2 separate regions of the Mus musculus genome follow, and region 1 is linked to region 2. Evidence: chromatin loops called from intact Hi-C (ENCODE). Cell type or tissue: heart. All regions are shown on one strand.

Evidence for each region. A loop is a pair of places that touch in the nucleus more often than their neighbours do. Peaks named below come from ENCODE experiments on the same cell type or tissue, not always from the same donor. Only the 100,000 strongest peaks of a DNase experiment are listed, where the experiment ranks them.
Region 1: it touches region 2 in a loop (4-fold over the local background); 9 of 42 quality-filtered maps call a loop at or near these places.

The regions. Positions count from the first base shown.
Region 1 is chr1:79,679,299-79,687,298 of GRCm38, reverse strand. No RefSeq gene overlaps it. Among named protein-coding and RNA genes, the nearest start is that of Ap1s3, 11 kb to the right of the region's middle. In heart, a CTCF peak has its summit at 4,118 (motif pointing right); no DNase peak of the experiment used is centred here.
Region 2 is chr1:78,532,070-78,540,069 of GRCm38, reverse strand. It overlaps Mogat1 (monoacylglycerol O-acyltransferase 1), which reads right to left. Exons shown (of 7, transcript NM_026713.3): 7 at 1,897-2,126. The coding sequence ends at 1,972. Among named protein-coding and RNA genes, the nearest start is that of Mogat1, 25 kb to the right of the region's middle. In heart, a CTCF peak has its summit at 3,078 (motif pointing left); DNase peaks (open chromatin) are centred at 2,239 and 3,099; H3K4me3 peaks cover 719 bases; H3K27ac peaks cover 472 bases.

The sequences.
Region 1 (8,000 bases), 1.1 Mb before region 2:
AGGTTATGAAATCCAGGTTTCTGGAGGCTGAGTTAGTGAAACTGTTAAGAAGGTGGCACCTCACATTTCCAGACATAGAAATACAGGGTCCCTGTTTTCTGAATCCTAAGATGGAAACGAGAGTTGGTAGGGCCAATTACTTCTCATCCACACTCCTAGTTCATCCCACAGACACCAGCTGATGTTAGTGTTATAGGAGAGTAGCCACATTCTTGTGTCCTGGAACAAAGAAGTAGATAGATGCATAGATAGCAGCTGGTAAAGAGAGAATTTAAAGCAGAGTATGTGTCCAAATCTTTACCCAGGCCCCTCTAGACCCCTCCCTCGGTCCCACTATCTTGTTCTCACCTGTACCTAGTCTTCAGGTATACTTCCAGGCCAGATACCTGAGCCCTTTACACTTCTGTCTGCAGATTTCATTGATCTTTGTCACCCTCTGGTCTACTAAGTCAGCTAACCAAAAGCTCCTACATTTTTCTGTGGTTTCCAACAGTCCTTTTAAGAAATACTTTTTATTATTATTTTTTTCAAATTTAATCTTGCATTCAGTACAATAGGTTTCATTATTCCCATACTTGTATGTCATTGTACTTTGCTCATTTTTAATACACTAAGAGCAAATTTATTTAATTTTATTTTGTTCATTTTTAAAAAAAGATTTATTTATTTTATGTATGTGAGTACACTCTTACTGTCTTGATGTCTTCAGACACACTAGAAGAGGGCATCAGATCTCATTACATGTGGTTGTTGGGAATTGAACTCAGGACTTCTGGACGAGCAGTCAGTGCTCTTAACCCAACTCCAGTCCCCAATTTTCACTATTATTATTATTGTTGTTATTATTATTATTATTATTACCATCCCTTTTAGAAGTTTTAGAAAAATTCAAGAGAAGGTATGTGATGGAAAATGAATATTTTGACTGCTTTGCTTACATGCTGATTTATACACACATGCCTAAGAATGCATTAATGATGCAGATAGAGAAATGTGAGTTGGAAGGCAGGCAAACCACATTATGGTAAAAGATCCTTTGGAAGTGCAAATGTAAGCAACAGTCTTATTCTTCATTTCTATTATATTGCTTCCATATAAATACAGTCTTAAAAAAAGAAAACAAAAAACAAAAAATGCCGGGCGGTGGTGGTGCACGCCTTTAATCCCAGCACTTGGGAGGCAGAGGCAGGCGGCTTTCTGAGTTCGAGGCCAGCCTGGTCTACAAAGTGAGTTCCAGGACAGCCATGGCTATACAGAGAAACCCTGTCTCAAAAACAAACAAACAAACAAACAAACAAACAAAAAACAAAAACCTTGAGGAAGAATGTCCGCTCCAGCTCACTGTGTTTACATAAAGATAGCGTTGAGCTTGTGCGCCTGTATAGGATTGCCTTTTATATCTGAAGAATAAAGAGGCACATAACATGTATCTTCTTGTATGCTGTTTCTTGATTCAACGGTTGCACTTTCGCAGGGGAAGAATTAGGGCTTTCACTTGGATACTCAATGTCTTCAGTGTTCTACACGCCTCTTACTTGTGTTCCCTTTGCAATTCCTTTATTTGATTTTTAGGCAGTTTATTTAAAAACTCAAACCAGGTGCTGAACTAATCACTCTATTCAAAAAATATTTGCCATCAGCCTAGATTTTAGATTTTATTAATTTGAGTTCAGGCCTGTCTGGATACAAAGTTGTACAAATATTTGCTGTCAGCATATGAGTGGAGACCGCATATTTGAGCGCAAACCTGTGCTGCCCAGCAGTTTTTAAATGGTTGCTATTACTACTTCTTTTATGTGAAGCCCTGTGTTGGCTCACCTGAGTCCAGACTTGAAGAGGACCAGGCAGGGATCGCTAATATGCCGTGTCATTCTTTCTCAATTCCAATGCTGAGTTATTTGCCTGGACTGTTTTAGTTAATCCTTTCACAAATTCTCCAAATTAGCAATTACTTCTATTCCATTCCATGGATAACAAAGGATTTCTCAAACTCTACCTTTTCTGACTCCAAAATATATCCTCATACTTTGCCTAGGGATTCCCAGACGCAGAACTATCCACGAAGAATCATTGAGGCTCACCTTCAGGTTGGCATAGGGTAGAGCCTGGGCTTTGGAGCCAGATTTAACAGTCTTTAAACTCCATCTCTGTATCCCTAGCTACGTTAACATAGTTATGAGTTATGCAACCACTGTGGACATCAGCATTCTCATCACCTGCAGAATGTGCTGTACGTAAAGAAGACTAAAGCATGTAAAGTCATGGCTTCCTTGGAATCTGTTATAGAAAATGTTTATTATTTTCCCTTTCTTCTGTCTTTCTCTTGGAAATGACAGAGATGACTTCAGATTTGAAGTTGCTTTGGTGAGGGAATATGGAAGAAAACAGAGCCTAGGTTGGGAGGCTGGGAGACCAACCAAGATCACTTTGTGAGGGAGGGTTGAGGCATGTGGTCTGGCATCATCCTGAGTCCCTTGTTCATGGCCTTCAAAGACCAGAGGGTGCTTTCACAGAGGGTCTATCCTGGGCAATGCCACGCACAAGTTCTCAGACTCGACCCTTGGGAGTCTTGTTATCTAGTTTCTTGAAAAAGGGACCCGTAAAGACTGAAAAGGGCTGGGGTTTCGACTATGCTGCTTGCCAAGAGAGTGTGCTATGGGAAAGAAACCCTCCAAGGACAGGGGATAGAGCTGTAAGACTGTAAACTTCCAGAGCTCAGAAAATGTTGCAAGGTATTGGGGCAATCTGGTGGCTCTCCTGAGTGGGGTCTTGATGTGAGTTTCATCTTGGTTCACTCAGAATGTACCCACTGAACCCACATGCTGCAGGATATTTGATCGAACTGTGAACCCCGAGATTGGGTTATTTACTGGAAAAACCTGCTTTTAGTTGTGGTGGGGCTCAATCTTAGCACACACCTTTAATCCAAGAGCTTTCTGCTTCAACACTGTAAACAGGATTAAAAGAAGTCAACTGTAGCTCAAGAGGAGGAACAAGCAACCAGATAACAGGAAGTGAGTTTAGGATTATTAAGATAAAAACCATAGAGAGTAAAGAGGAGTCAGGAGTATGGGTAGAACAGGAAGTAGAAGGGAGTGACTTTCAGTTTGAGGGGTTCTTGAGGTGAGAGAGGGAGTTCCTGGTGGGTCAACTGAGGAGGAAGGTCAACTGGGTGCTTTCTCTAACTTTCTGAGCTATCAGGCTTTCATCCCAGCATCTGGCTCCTGAGTCTTCATTGGTAAAATCAATATCAAAAAAACAAAAACAAAAACAAAAAAACACCCCAAGTGCTGCTGCATGCGTAGGGCTTGGGGAAGTTGAGGGGTACAAAGACTATGGGTTTCTGGTTGATTTCCCAGAGCATTATGTCTTCTGATCATGCGTCTATCAGATGGGGCGAAAACTTACCTCCAGATAGCGCTGCCGAGAGTGCGGTAGCAAAGGCGTAGTGAGCTAGCGCCTTTAGGGTGCTTTCAGCATTGCCTGCCACCTGGACCCTCTAATAAAATCTATTCTTACATTCCAGACTGGGTCAGACCAGCAAATTATAGCCGGATAGGCATTGCTGCAATAGGATCAGGGCTTTGCTCTTTGACAACTAATCAAGCCAAGGGTAGTACTAAGTGGAACCCAGATTCAGTTTCCAGTCCTGAGAGATGGAGTTTGAGAAACCCACATTACCTCTGGGGGCTTCATGGTTGACTCTTCTTAGATTTCCCACTGATTTTACCATTGAGGATAGCCCACATTGTGGTGGAAGTGACCCCAACCTCACAACCAAGGCTGCCCAGGATCACGGCCTTGGAAAAACTGCAATGACGAGGTCTTGAAAGAAATAAAATTTACAAGTTTGAATTGCATCAGAAGCTCCCAGGGAGATGACCAAATCTTGTTTCTCAGATTTGGAAAGGCACCAACCATATACACTCACAAAGTCAGTGAAGATGTTCTTGTAAACTCTGGTTCATAACGAATATTTACCCCGAATTACACTTAATTTGCTTTAGAAAAAAATATCGGTTGGGGAGTAGGGGGAGAGAAAGAAATGGAGGGAATAAAAAAGAAAACAAAAACAAAACAAAACAAAAAGAAGCAGATTCTTCTTGTCAGCTATTACTTATGATGAACACTAGATGTCGCCACTACCATGTTTTGGTCTTTAAAAAAAAAAAAAAAAAAAAAAAAAAGACTTGGTCTTTAACTCTCCCAAGTCTGTTAGAATCCAATTTCTAAAACTGAAGACAAAACCAAAACATGATTTTTCTCCATCCTGGCCTTCATTTAATCAGACATTCAACTTCAAGCTAATATCCACACGGCATTTTCTCTGGAAGGGTAGATTTGAAGCAGGACCATCTAGGTCAATGTTGAATAAAGACTGGATGGGACACCTGATAACCATGCCCCAAGAGAGAGGGCTTCCACGCTGCGCATTGAGTTGTGGGATGGGCCCCTGCGGACAAGGGCCTGGACATAAGGATCCCAATCGCAAATCAATTCAAAGGGAAATGGAAGAGAGGGTGGGCCAAGGTATCATTTCATAAATGGTTGTTTTCGTACAAACCCCCAGCTTTTCATCAGCATCCGTAAAGCCAGCCTCAATTAGGACCAAGATCTTCTACCGCCAGCCTCCTTTGTGCTCCAGCCCTGCCTGCCTTCATTCAGACCCTCCCTCCCAACACCCTGCCTCACTGGCCCCCTTCTGATTGCAAGTTAAAGGCCTTCTTTCAGAGTCTCTTCCTGAATTCTCCAGACAGTGTGTTCCCCATCCTTCCCAATTACTGCCCCTGGCGTTATCAATCCTGGACCTTACCCATGCTATTTCTCTTATGGACTTCATGCCTGTTGCCTTCACAACTAGATTATAAACATGGAGGGCAGGAATACCAGCATGTATTACCAGAAATACCTGTGCATGTGTGACCCCACACCATCCTAAACCAGAGAAGGGACTTGAAAGAACTTCATCAGGTTGAGCAAGGAAATAAACGATGGTGGAGCCTGTGAGCAGGGAGGCTGTCTCTAGTAATGTAACAATTAACCCGTTCATTAATTAGTAAATAATCCAAAGTCTGCAGTTATTGATATTTTAAAATGGAGCATATTAATTAATGCAAATTCTTTATGCCCATTGGCAGGTAAGCGTGAACTATGTCCCCTGCCTTGAAGCTGGTATTTTCAACCCGGGGCAGGCCTTCTTATCAGGGATTGACTGGAAACAAATCACTGGGTAGTTGGGACAAAGTTAACTGAAAAAACAACTCACGTAGGAGCTTCTTGCATGAAGTAGAGAAGGAAAGTCAGAACCTGGGCTCTGCTAGGGTCCTTCTGGGCAGACAGGGTCCAGTGAGAACTATGCCCTGGTGCAGCAGGAAAAGTTTCAGGAACTGTGGCATCAACTGGAGCCATTGACTTTTTAAAAAGTTTTATTTATTTATTTAATGTATGTGAGTACACTGTAGCTGTACAGGTGGTTGTGAGCCTTCATGTGGTTGTCGGGAATTAAATTTTTAGGACCTCTGATCGCTCTGGTTGGCCCTGCTTGCTCAGTCCCTGCTTGCTCCGACCCAAAGATTTATTATTACACATAAGTACACTCTAGCTGACTTCAGACGCACCGGAAGAGGGTGTCAGATCACATTGCAGGTGGTTGTGAGCCACCATGTGGTTTCTGGGATTTGAACTCAGGACCTTTTGAAGAGCAGTCAGCGCTCTTAACCCCTGAACCATCTCGCCAGCCCCATTAACTTTCAAAAAAGATTTATTTATTTATTTTATGTGCATGGGTGTTTTGTCTGCACGTTTGTCTGTGTGAAGGTGTCTGATCCTCTGGAAACTGGAGTTACAGACAGATGTGAGCTGCTGTATGGGTGCCCGGAAATGAATCTGAGTCCTCTGGAAAGGCAGTCAGTGCTCTTAATCGCTGAGTTATCTCTTCAGTCCTCGGAGCTGTTAACTTCTATTTAGGGTGTCTTCTTCTGTTTTGTTTTGTTTTGTTTTGTTTTGTTTTTCAAAACAGGGTTTCTCTGTGTAGCCTTGGCTGTCCTGGAACTCACCCTGTAGATCAGGCTGGCCTCGAACTCAGAAATCTGCTTGCCTCTGCCTCCCAAATGCTGGGATTAAAGGCCTGTGCCACCACTGCCCAGTGTAGTGTGTCTTGATACTGGCATCTTAGCAAGCACTTTCCAGTGTATGGTGGATAGCTCTCACAATGATGTTGAGTCTGCCACTGCTGTGGCCTCCATGTACTGATGAGAGAGCTGGGTCAGAGCCAACGCATATCGAGACAGAACTGAAACCAGAGCTTTGCAGTCATGTGAGGCCACTGCCACCTCACCATGAGCCTTTGGACTGACCTGTACCTGTGTTCTACGGGGCCAGTGGAGCTGGGTAGTGAAGCTGTTGGGTGTCCCTTCAGTGGTTCCCTACAAAGTCTGAGCCTCACTGGCTCTGAGGAGAGAGGCCTGACATCTCATGGCATCTCCTAACTTATTAGGATGTTTGAGTTCCACCTTGTAGCCAGAGAGATGCGTACCTGTGCCACAGAGGGAGAAACCCAGTATGATGTAGTGTGTAGGAGAGGCGAACCTTTTCAGAACTGTCTCACGAGGACTGGAGGTGTCCTTTGGAGGCAGAGCACCTGTCCAGCATGTCAAGGTCTTGATTCGATCCACAAGAAAAGTGAAGGCCTCCTGCCTAGAAACTCTCTACAAACACAGAACATGAATGCTATGATTACCATGGTGGATGTCCCCCGAGAATGAAAATGTTAAGGACATCGTACAAAGGGTGGGTCTATGGTCTTCTGGGAGATGATGCCCTTGGAAGGGATTGTGGGACATGGTCTCTTTGGCCAATTTTACTTATACTTTGTGCCCAATATGTCCACTGTGATATATGCCCTCCTCAGAGGCACAAAGCAATGGAATTGCTGGACCATAAACTAAACCTCCAAGGCAGAAAGAGACTATAAGCTTCATTCCTATGTACATTATTTGCCTCCATTTTGTGTGTGTGTATGTATGTGTGTGTGTGTGTGTTTGTGTATGTAAGTATATGTGCGTGTGTTTGGTTTTGTTTCTAAACAGAGTTTACTGTGTAGCCTAGGCTTTTTAAAATTTGCCATCCCCTGCCTCAGGTTCTAGAGTATTGAATTTGAGACGTGAGCTAGCATATCAAAGCTATCAGAAGCTGGGCGTGGTGGTGCAGCCTTTAATCCCAGCACTCGGGAGGCAGAGGCAGGCGGATTTCTGAGTTCGAGGCCAGCCTGGTCTACAAAGTGAGTTCCAGGACAGCCAGGGCTATACAGAGAAACCCTGTCTCGAAAAACCAAAATAATAATAATAATAATAATAACAAAACAAACAAAAAAACCCAAAGCTATCAGAAGACTGCTGTTGTTCATCTGTTTGTTTGAGATAGGGTCTGACACTCTCACACCCAGGCTGTCTGTGAGCTGACTATATAGCAAAGTCTGCTGCTTCTTCTTCCTGAGTGCTGGGATTATCGACATGCCTCCAATCTCAGTTTAGTGGGAGATTGTAACACATTTCACCATTCTGAGTCTCAGTTCTCCTAACACAAGAAGAATGGTGACATATTCAGAATATCTGGGACAATCTCAGCCTTGTAATGAGTGATATGTGAAGACAAACAAGGGGAAAGCAAAGACTGTGGCTAAACAAGGATGCTTCTTCATCGGCCTCAAACCAATGGCAATCTACGACTGGTAACAACTGCTGTCGTTACTGAGTACGGACCACTTAGTGCTGGCAGCATCTTCAGACATGTAGGAGTTATTATCCCTGTTTTACATACCAGGAGACAGAGGTGGAAGGGTAAGTATTTTGTGTGATCAGTAGGCTGGTGGGAGAGGCCGAATGGTCACTGCAGGCGTCCAGCTAGCTACCTTGCCTCCTGTGAGGCCAGCTCAGAGCTGCATTATCTCAGACAGGGATTTGTTCTCAACCTTTCCCCTGTCCCAGTTCACCTTAGGCTAA
Region 2 (8,000 bases):
TTCTTCAATTTGCAAACTCTGCTTTGCCAAGCCTGCACTTCGGCTGCCAGCTGGGCAATCCAGCTGTGATGGACAATCAGCCTGGCCTCGTCACTAAATGGAATTAAAATTTACTCCTCTGTGAAATCAAGAAATCACAATCCCAGGCTTTTGAAAAGCATCTTCAAAGGATGGATTCATGGGTCTCTAATAACTTAAAGGCTCTGCTTTGGCAAAACGATGGATTTCAAAGCTTTGGGACAACAGATCCTCAGATGGCGCGTGTGGAGCACCTGGGAAGGATCATGCTGCCCTATGTGAACCACTTTCCCACTCTTGCTGTCGTGTAGCATGATTTTTGTGTGTGTAGTATGTATGCATGCACACACATATGCATGGGGACATATGTGCATGGCTATGGCACGCACAACGAAGCCAGAGGACACTCTCTGCTGTCCTTCCACAGGGGCTGTCTGCCATCTTTTCTGAGTCAAGGTCTCTCACTGGGTTGCCCTGCCAGTGAGTTCCTGTGGTCCACTTTCCTTGATCTCCTCAGGGGTCGGATTCCAGGGACACAGCACAGTGCCTGGCGTTTCTGTATGTTCTAGTCACTGCAGCTCAAGTCCTTGTCCTCGAAAGCCTATCTCTCCAGCCCTGGCATGGCACTGAGCACATTCCAGGTTCTCTCCAGACTTTACACTTGAGAACTTGAAGCCTGTTAACAGGAGCGACCTGTGGTTGGATGGAGTTAATCACAAGCAGCTGTAGCGCAGAAGGTTTGGAAAGGTCCTTGGTTTTAGTGCCAGTCTCCCGCTCAGTGACTAAATAGCCAACACCTGACTAGCTTATGACAGTGTGTAGGATTGTCAATTATTGGTGTGGGCCAACTAGAGAGCAGGAAGTGTTCCCATTTCCTGTGGGTCCTGGCTTGTAACAGGTCCTATTACTATGGAATAGCTTTAGGAGAAGCTTCACATTATAGCAATGTTATTTGTTCCACCCACTGGGCAAGTACATATTTTATGCCCTGGGATCGCCCCAAGCTGTGCCAGGCACCAGGGAGAGACCAGCAAGCAGAGAAGCCCCGACTCTGTATTAAGTGAAAAGGCTCTTGGGGGAGAAGATTACAAGTGTTCCTGTTGCATACCACATCTCCAGCACCCTACAATGCATCCTAAAACAGGGCGATGCTATCTTCCAAAAAGACTTGCCTTGCCACTGCAAATACACCCATTTCTGAGTGTAAAGCGAAACGACTCTGGCCATTCCTATGGGATTCCAAGTGGCAGACTCATCCTGCTTCAAAAATGGCAAAACAATTCTGCACTGATTTAAGAAAAAAAATGCATTGATGTGACCTGAAAGACCTAGGTTACCCAGTATACAACTGACATGATTCGGTGACAAATGTTCTGTTTACGTAAGAGCCCTGTCTCTCCAGCTTTCTGTAAGCCAAGTTACACAGTCTCTAAATATCCAGCTGTGCCAAACAACAGCTGCCCTGCTCAGTGACGATACCACCCTAAGCCACAGAATTGCTCAGTTAGTGTCTAGAGGCGCTTTGAAGTTGGTATTTTGCTTTTGCTCTGAGCGCATGAGTAATTCTAAGACTTTTAGGAACCTGAAGAATGATATAGTCTCCCTAAATTCAGAAGATTTTTAAGTCTTAGTCATCTTCAATCCTGTGCTATAATCATCTAGTGTATTTTTATTTTCCACTGTTATGAACCAACCTTGGAGCCTTACCCATGGTAGGTAAGCATTGTACCACTTGGTCATAACCCCAGACCTCCATTTTCCTGTATTTTTATTTATCACAGTATAAAATAACAGCAGTGGTCTTCACCACTAATTCTTTTCAGCTGCAACTTGATTCTAGAGTCAAAACAAACAAACAAAAAACAAAAACAAAACAAAAACCAGAGAAATTATTTATTTATTTTCTCAACGATGCTTTCTTGCCTTCCTTTCTTATGCCTTGGAGGAAGGAGGTTATTTAAATACCAGAGTTTCGTGCTCCGGAATCCCATATTTCCCTTTGTGTTCATTGAACAGTTTCTTTAGCTCCTCTAGGTATGTCTGATGCAGCTCTTCAATCTGCTCTGAGGTCGGGTTCAGAGTCTGCTGAACAGGGATGGGGCGGCCAACTGTGGAAAACAGAGCACGTGTCATCCCTGAGGACAGCCACCACTCCACCCGCAGCCTGGGTCTCCCGTGGGCAGCTGAGCGCTGGGCTGCCAATCGGCTTCCCTCCAGCCCGCTGGCTCCAGTCCTCTCCTCAGCTCACTGGCTGCCTACCTCAGTCACACCATCCCACTCGACAACAAATAAAGAGTTTCCCTTCTCAGCAGACACTGAGCTGTCATTCTGTGGTTTGACTTCTGAGTCAAATGCGCTGCTGTGCCGACTGCAGCTGTGCGCAGAGTAGGCGTTGCTGCGAGCCACGTCACTCTCATTCTCCCCTGGGCACAGCTGACAAGCAAGACCACAGGGTTCTTATTGTGACTGACTGTGAAATGTTCAGGTCACGTGACATCCTCTATTATGACTTTTTAAAAAATATCTTTCAGAACAATTGAAAATGTCACTTACTTACAGCGAAGTCTCTGTGCGAGAAAGTCATCTAGTCACAAAACTGAAAGCAACCACAGCTCATTAGGAAAACAGTTACATAGGCTGAGCTACATTCCAGTTATTCACCGGAATCTTAGGCAGCTATCTTTTTTAAAAAAAGAAATAACAAATAACGTGGCACACACAGTGCCTAAAATGTCTAAGAAAAGTTGCAAAATGAAGTGTGATCCCATCTATAAAAAAATAAATTTCTAGGTGCACCAATATTTTCAGTGTACAAGAAAAACCTGGCAAGATCAACATTTTCCTTTGGGGATTGGGTCAGGGGTGGGGAACAGCACATTTATTTTACCTGTATCGTATGAATGTTCCCCCCCCCCAAAAGTATCTGTTTCATCTGTATAATTACAAAAATACCTATTGGTTGTAAATAAATCTGGCGGCTTCTGTACATATTTTAAAAGACGTTTACATAACAATCTCAGAATTTGGAAATTCAGAAATACAAGTCTTTGACGGCCTGTATACACTGCACCCCCTGCTGGCCTGGTGTTGCTATGCGCCCAAGGCCAGGATGAGCCGGGTGGTTAACTTCAAACCTTGAAGCAAACTACTCCTTCTGAAGTCATTCGCTTGGGCATGAGGACTGTGAGCGCCGCTGTAGGGGGGTGGGGGTGGGGGGATGCAGTACGCAAAGGGGAGTCGGGTGGGGGTGGGTTCCTTTGTCTTTCTTCAAGCTACATACAGAGCGAACCTGTGCCAGTAATGGAAGGTGGTTATTTTTTAAAAACCTAAGCAATCGTGAAGGAATAAAGAGGCAGCAAGTGATAAAGACCATGAATATGGGAGTTGAGAGGCACAGAAGGAAGGACTGACACTCCCTAATTGCTGAGTGTTTCACTAGACCGAGCCTCCAAACACTCGAGGGCAGTTTCCTTCGATCTTTACGAAGTCTGATTTATGCACAGTAGACACCAGTCCTTTGACACACATTAGAGAGAACTGGAGGAAACAAGCCAGTGCTGGCACATACCTGTAGTTTCAGCACTCAGGAGGTGAAGGCAGGAAGGCTGGGAGTTCCCGGGCAACCTTGGCTACATAGTGAGCAGGCTGGACCCATCTTAGTTTTCTCTCTGCCCTAAAGTTTCCTGGGCAAGGGATGGGAGAATACAACTTGTTCTATAAAGCTTCCTCGCAGTTGTGACCTTTGAGGAAGGAAATCTGAGAAATCTGTACACAGACGGACCAGTAAACTTGTAGTCTTTTAGAAATAGCTGTAGTTTTTAGTGAGACTACCTCAGGGAGAGAGGTCAACGGGACGGTGAAGTGGGGACTGTGGAGAGAGGCATTGCTGTCTAAGGCAGAGTAAAAACAGCTTACTGTTATAGGAATTGTGACCTCTCAACCTCTCAATTAGGGCTTCTTTCCCTAGGAAGGACACCACAGCTAACTAAGTCCCTTCTTATTAAGTTCCGTTATATTTCAGCAGCTTCTCCCAGGAGCTCAAATCTACCCCTTTCGACTGAAGTAATCATAAGATGTTCTCCTTGTAAGATGAGCATAGCCCTTCCTGCTTTCCTCTGAGATGTTAAAAGTTCCAAATCACAGGAACTTAATATTTAAGCCTAGCATCCCTTCCTCCAGTTCCTAAGCTGTCCCCTAACTGGATTAGAAGGTTAGAAAAGCTCAATGCTTTTTAGGGATAAGCTAGAGGTAATAAAGGGACAATTTGATCATCATCGAGACCATACTTAGACTACAAAACTCAAGGAAGCTCATCTAGCGGCTGTGAGGGGAGAACCACCTACCTGGGAGCAGTGGGACCAATGGGAACAAGCGGCTGTGAGGCGAGAACCACCCACATGGGAGCAGTGGGACCAATGGGAACAAGCTCCCGTGTGGCTTCAGCTTGCCTCCTGCTTCTTGAAATTGGACTGAACCCTTATTAAAAGCGTTAAGGCTTACGGATGTCTATCAGATGCTATTAGATAGATCGCGTGAACAACCTAGGGAGGATGCCGTCACTGCCTCTCCCTCACAGATCCAAGCCAACCTGAGCTACAGAGTGAGGCCCTGCGAAGCAGGAAGTTTTTGCTTTCTTTGGCCTTATTAACCTTTCCTTTCCTACAGCTCTATTGGGAAGGGGCTAAAAGGGAGGTTAATGCATTTAAGAACCCTTATTAAAGTAGGGGGTTTTGTTTGTTTGTTTTTTGTTTTTGTTTTTCGAGAAGGGTTTTTCTGTATAGCCCTGGCTGTCCTGGAACTCACTTTGTAGACCAGGCTGGCCTTGAACTCAGAAATCCGCCTGCCTCTGCCTCTGCCTCCTGAGTGCTAGGATTAAAGGCGTGCACCACCACGCCCGGCCTAAAGTAGGTTTGTTTGTTTGTTTGTTTGTTTGTTTTTGTTTTTAATGTAAGCCTACAACCCTGTCTCAGAAAGATGGAGGAACTCCCCAACCTGGCACATTCTATGTTTTCATTGCACGGTGGCTGCCTTGCTGCGAGGCTGCAGCCCTCCATCCTGTGCAGCTATCCCAGTACGGCTGCTTATCTGTGGCCTCCACAGCGGCCCGGTTCATCTCCTCGTCCTGTGATAAGTTTATCTGGGGCGGAGAATGGGGAAAGAAGTGAGGGCACAATCAGTCCAAGGATCCCTCTTGCTTCAAGTCCAAGCTACCACTGTGTAACAGGTACCTAGGCTAGAGGACAAGGAGTTTCGTGAGCCAGTGCAGACAGCAGTTAGGAGGGTTGGACATGGATGCTCATTTTTTTCCCTCAGGGAAGTAAAGAATCGATTGTGGTGATTTGAATATACTTGGCCCAGGGAGTGGCAGTATTTGAAGGTGTGGCCCTGTTGGAGTAGGTGTGTCACTGTGGGTGTGGGCTTTAAGACCCTATTCCTAGTTGACTGGGAGTCAGTATTCTGCTAGCAGCCTTCAGATGAAGATGTAGAAGTCTCAGCTCCTCCTGCACCATGAATGCCTGGATGCTGCCATGCTCCCATCTTGATGATAACAGACTGACTCTCTGAACCTGTAAGTCAGCTGCAATTAAATGTTGACTTTATAAGAGTTGCCTTGGTTGTGGTATCTGTTCACAGCAATAACAGATCTTTCAAGTTAGAAACATCTTTATTCTGCTCGTCTGTAGGTAGAAAGATTCCATAGAGTTTTTAACTCTCCCTGATTTTTTAAAAATTTTTCTTTTAGACATAGATTCTCTGTGTAATCAAACTGACCTTGAACTCACTAAGTAGCCCAGGCTAGCCTCAAACTGCCTCAGCTTCTTTCAAGCACTGGGATTATTAACTTGTACCAACACACCAAACAAGACTCTCCTAGTCTCATGAAGGAAGCTCCCTCCTTAAGGTGTACCACTGGAGAAAGAACAGGTGGGCATATGTGGTCAGGTGTGGCTGTGGATAAACTTGGGAGCTGGAAGATCTCCGAGTTCAGATCCAGTCTCTGATGGAAGTTCAAAGGATGGCCTGTGTGTGTGCATGCATATGTGCACTCTGCTGCGTGACAGCACACGGGCACTCACTTGTGATCCTTCATTGAGCAGTTAGCACGCAGTACTGGGCACTGAAGTGCTATAAGTATGCCTTGTTGTTTGCCACTTTGGCTCATGGGTAATTTTGAGCGAACAACACTTAAAACATGGCGGAGGATAGTTTTGTGATGTGAGAAGGGCATTATGGTTTTCCCTTTTCTTCCTGAGAGAAGGAACTAAAACTCCCATGTAAGCGATGCTCTCCTTGTATCAGGAAAAAAAAAAAAATTCTTTTCAGCAGACCAGGGAAGTAGTCAAGAGATCCCTTGCAGACTATGTTACAATTATGCTTTCCTGGCTTTAGTCTCTACGTATACTTTAGATACTTTCCCGCAACTGCTTGTCTTTGGTGAACCCAGCATATAAATGTGTCTCCTAACCCACTTCTGTGAGACCTCATGACACTAGCCTTTCCTTTTTAAATCTCCTGCTTATAAATAAGTTTATAAATAAAACTTAAATTTCACCCCTTTCTTTTCCTTCTATTTCAGAAATCCCTCAGCCTGTACTCCCCCCTCTAGTATATGATGATTTAAGACACAGTGGACTATTTGGCTCTTCTGTGGGTTGGAATTAGTTTCATTAAAATAAAACACATTTCTTTATCCTTTTAGAAAGAATGCCAAAAGCACATGCAACCATTCCTTGTGTGCTTTGTATGTGTAAGAGTATATATATATATATATATATATATATATATGTGTGTGTGTGTGTGTGTGTGTGTGTGTGTGTGTGTGTGTGCATGTGTGTGTATACATATGTACATCAGCATACATAGGAATTATATATATATATATATATATATATATAATTTTTTGAGACAAGGTCTCCTATAGCCTGGGCAGGCCTTGAAGTCATTATATAGCACAGAACGACCATGAACTTTGGATCCTCTTGCTTCTACCTTCCCAGTGCTGGGATTAAAGGTATTGATTTACCCTATCTGTTTTATGCTGGGAATCAAATCTTGGCTTTGTGCGTGCCAGACAAGCATTCCACCAGCCAAATTACCTACTTAGTTTCTTACTAGGGTTTTTGTTTGTTTGTTCATTTATTTGTTCTGTTTTGAGACAGGATCTAGTATGTAGCCCCGATTAGCCTTAAACGTGAAACAATCTTGCTGCCTCTGCCTCCTAAATGCTGGGACTGAAGACATGTACCACCATGTCAGGCATGCTATTTATGTCTGCAAAACATCTGAAGTGAGATCATGGATGGCACTAACTCAGTTGTGTGAATCACCCCTATTTTATTTTCTAAGAATGGCAAGTGTCCTAGGAATCGCCATGATCACGCACAGAGTCACGCCATGATGAGACATTTCATAATCCACATTCAAGCTCTGTCAAGGGCTTCATTCGTCACGGTTGCATTTGCTTCCCAGCTCACAACAGCTGTGTGCCTCTGAGTGTCTCCTCCTCAGGGTCCTTCCACAAACTGTCTTTTTTTTTTTTTTAAATAAGCCATTTGTCTATTTCCTCACGATTTGATCCGGGTTAACCTTCTGGCAGGAATCCCTGTTCATGGAAAGCCCAGTACACTGGGAACCCTCACAAGCTGGTCAGGAAGGCTGCTGTCCTGTGCGTCTGCTGCGCCTTCCCAGCACTGGGGCCCGCACAGCTGCGCGTGCGCCATGACACGTGATCCCTGGAGACGCCCAAGGGAGGAAGGGCCAGTTATGCTTACCTTCTCTCTCAGAATTGGAAAATCCAAGGCTGAGAGAAAAGGAAACACATCTGGTCACTTGGAGTCAGACCTTAAACCTCACCACTGCCTTCAGCCCGTCTCCCTGATGCACGAAAAGGATTCCTAAAGTCAATATCAATCTGTGTACAGCTCAGGACTCGTGAGCCACAGCCATTAAGACATACCTCCCAAGAGCCAGTCTCTCTCCCT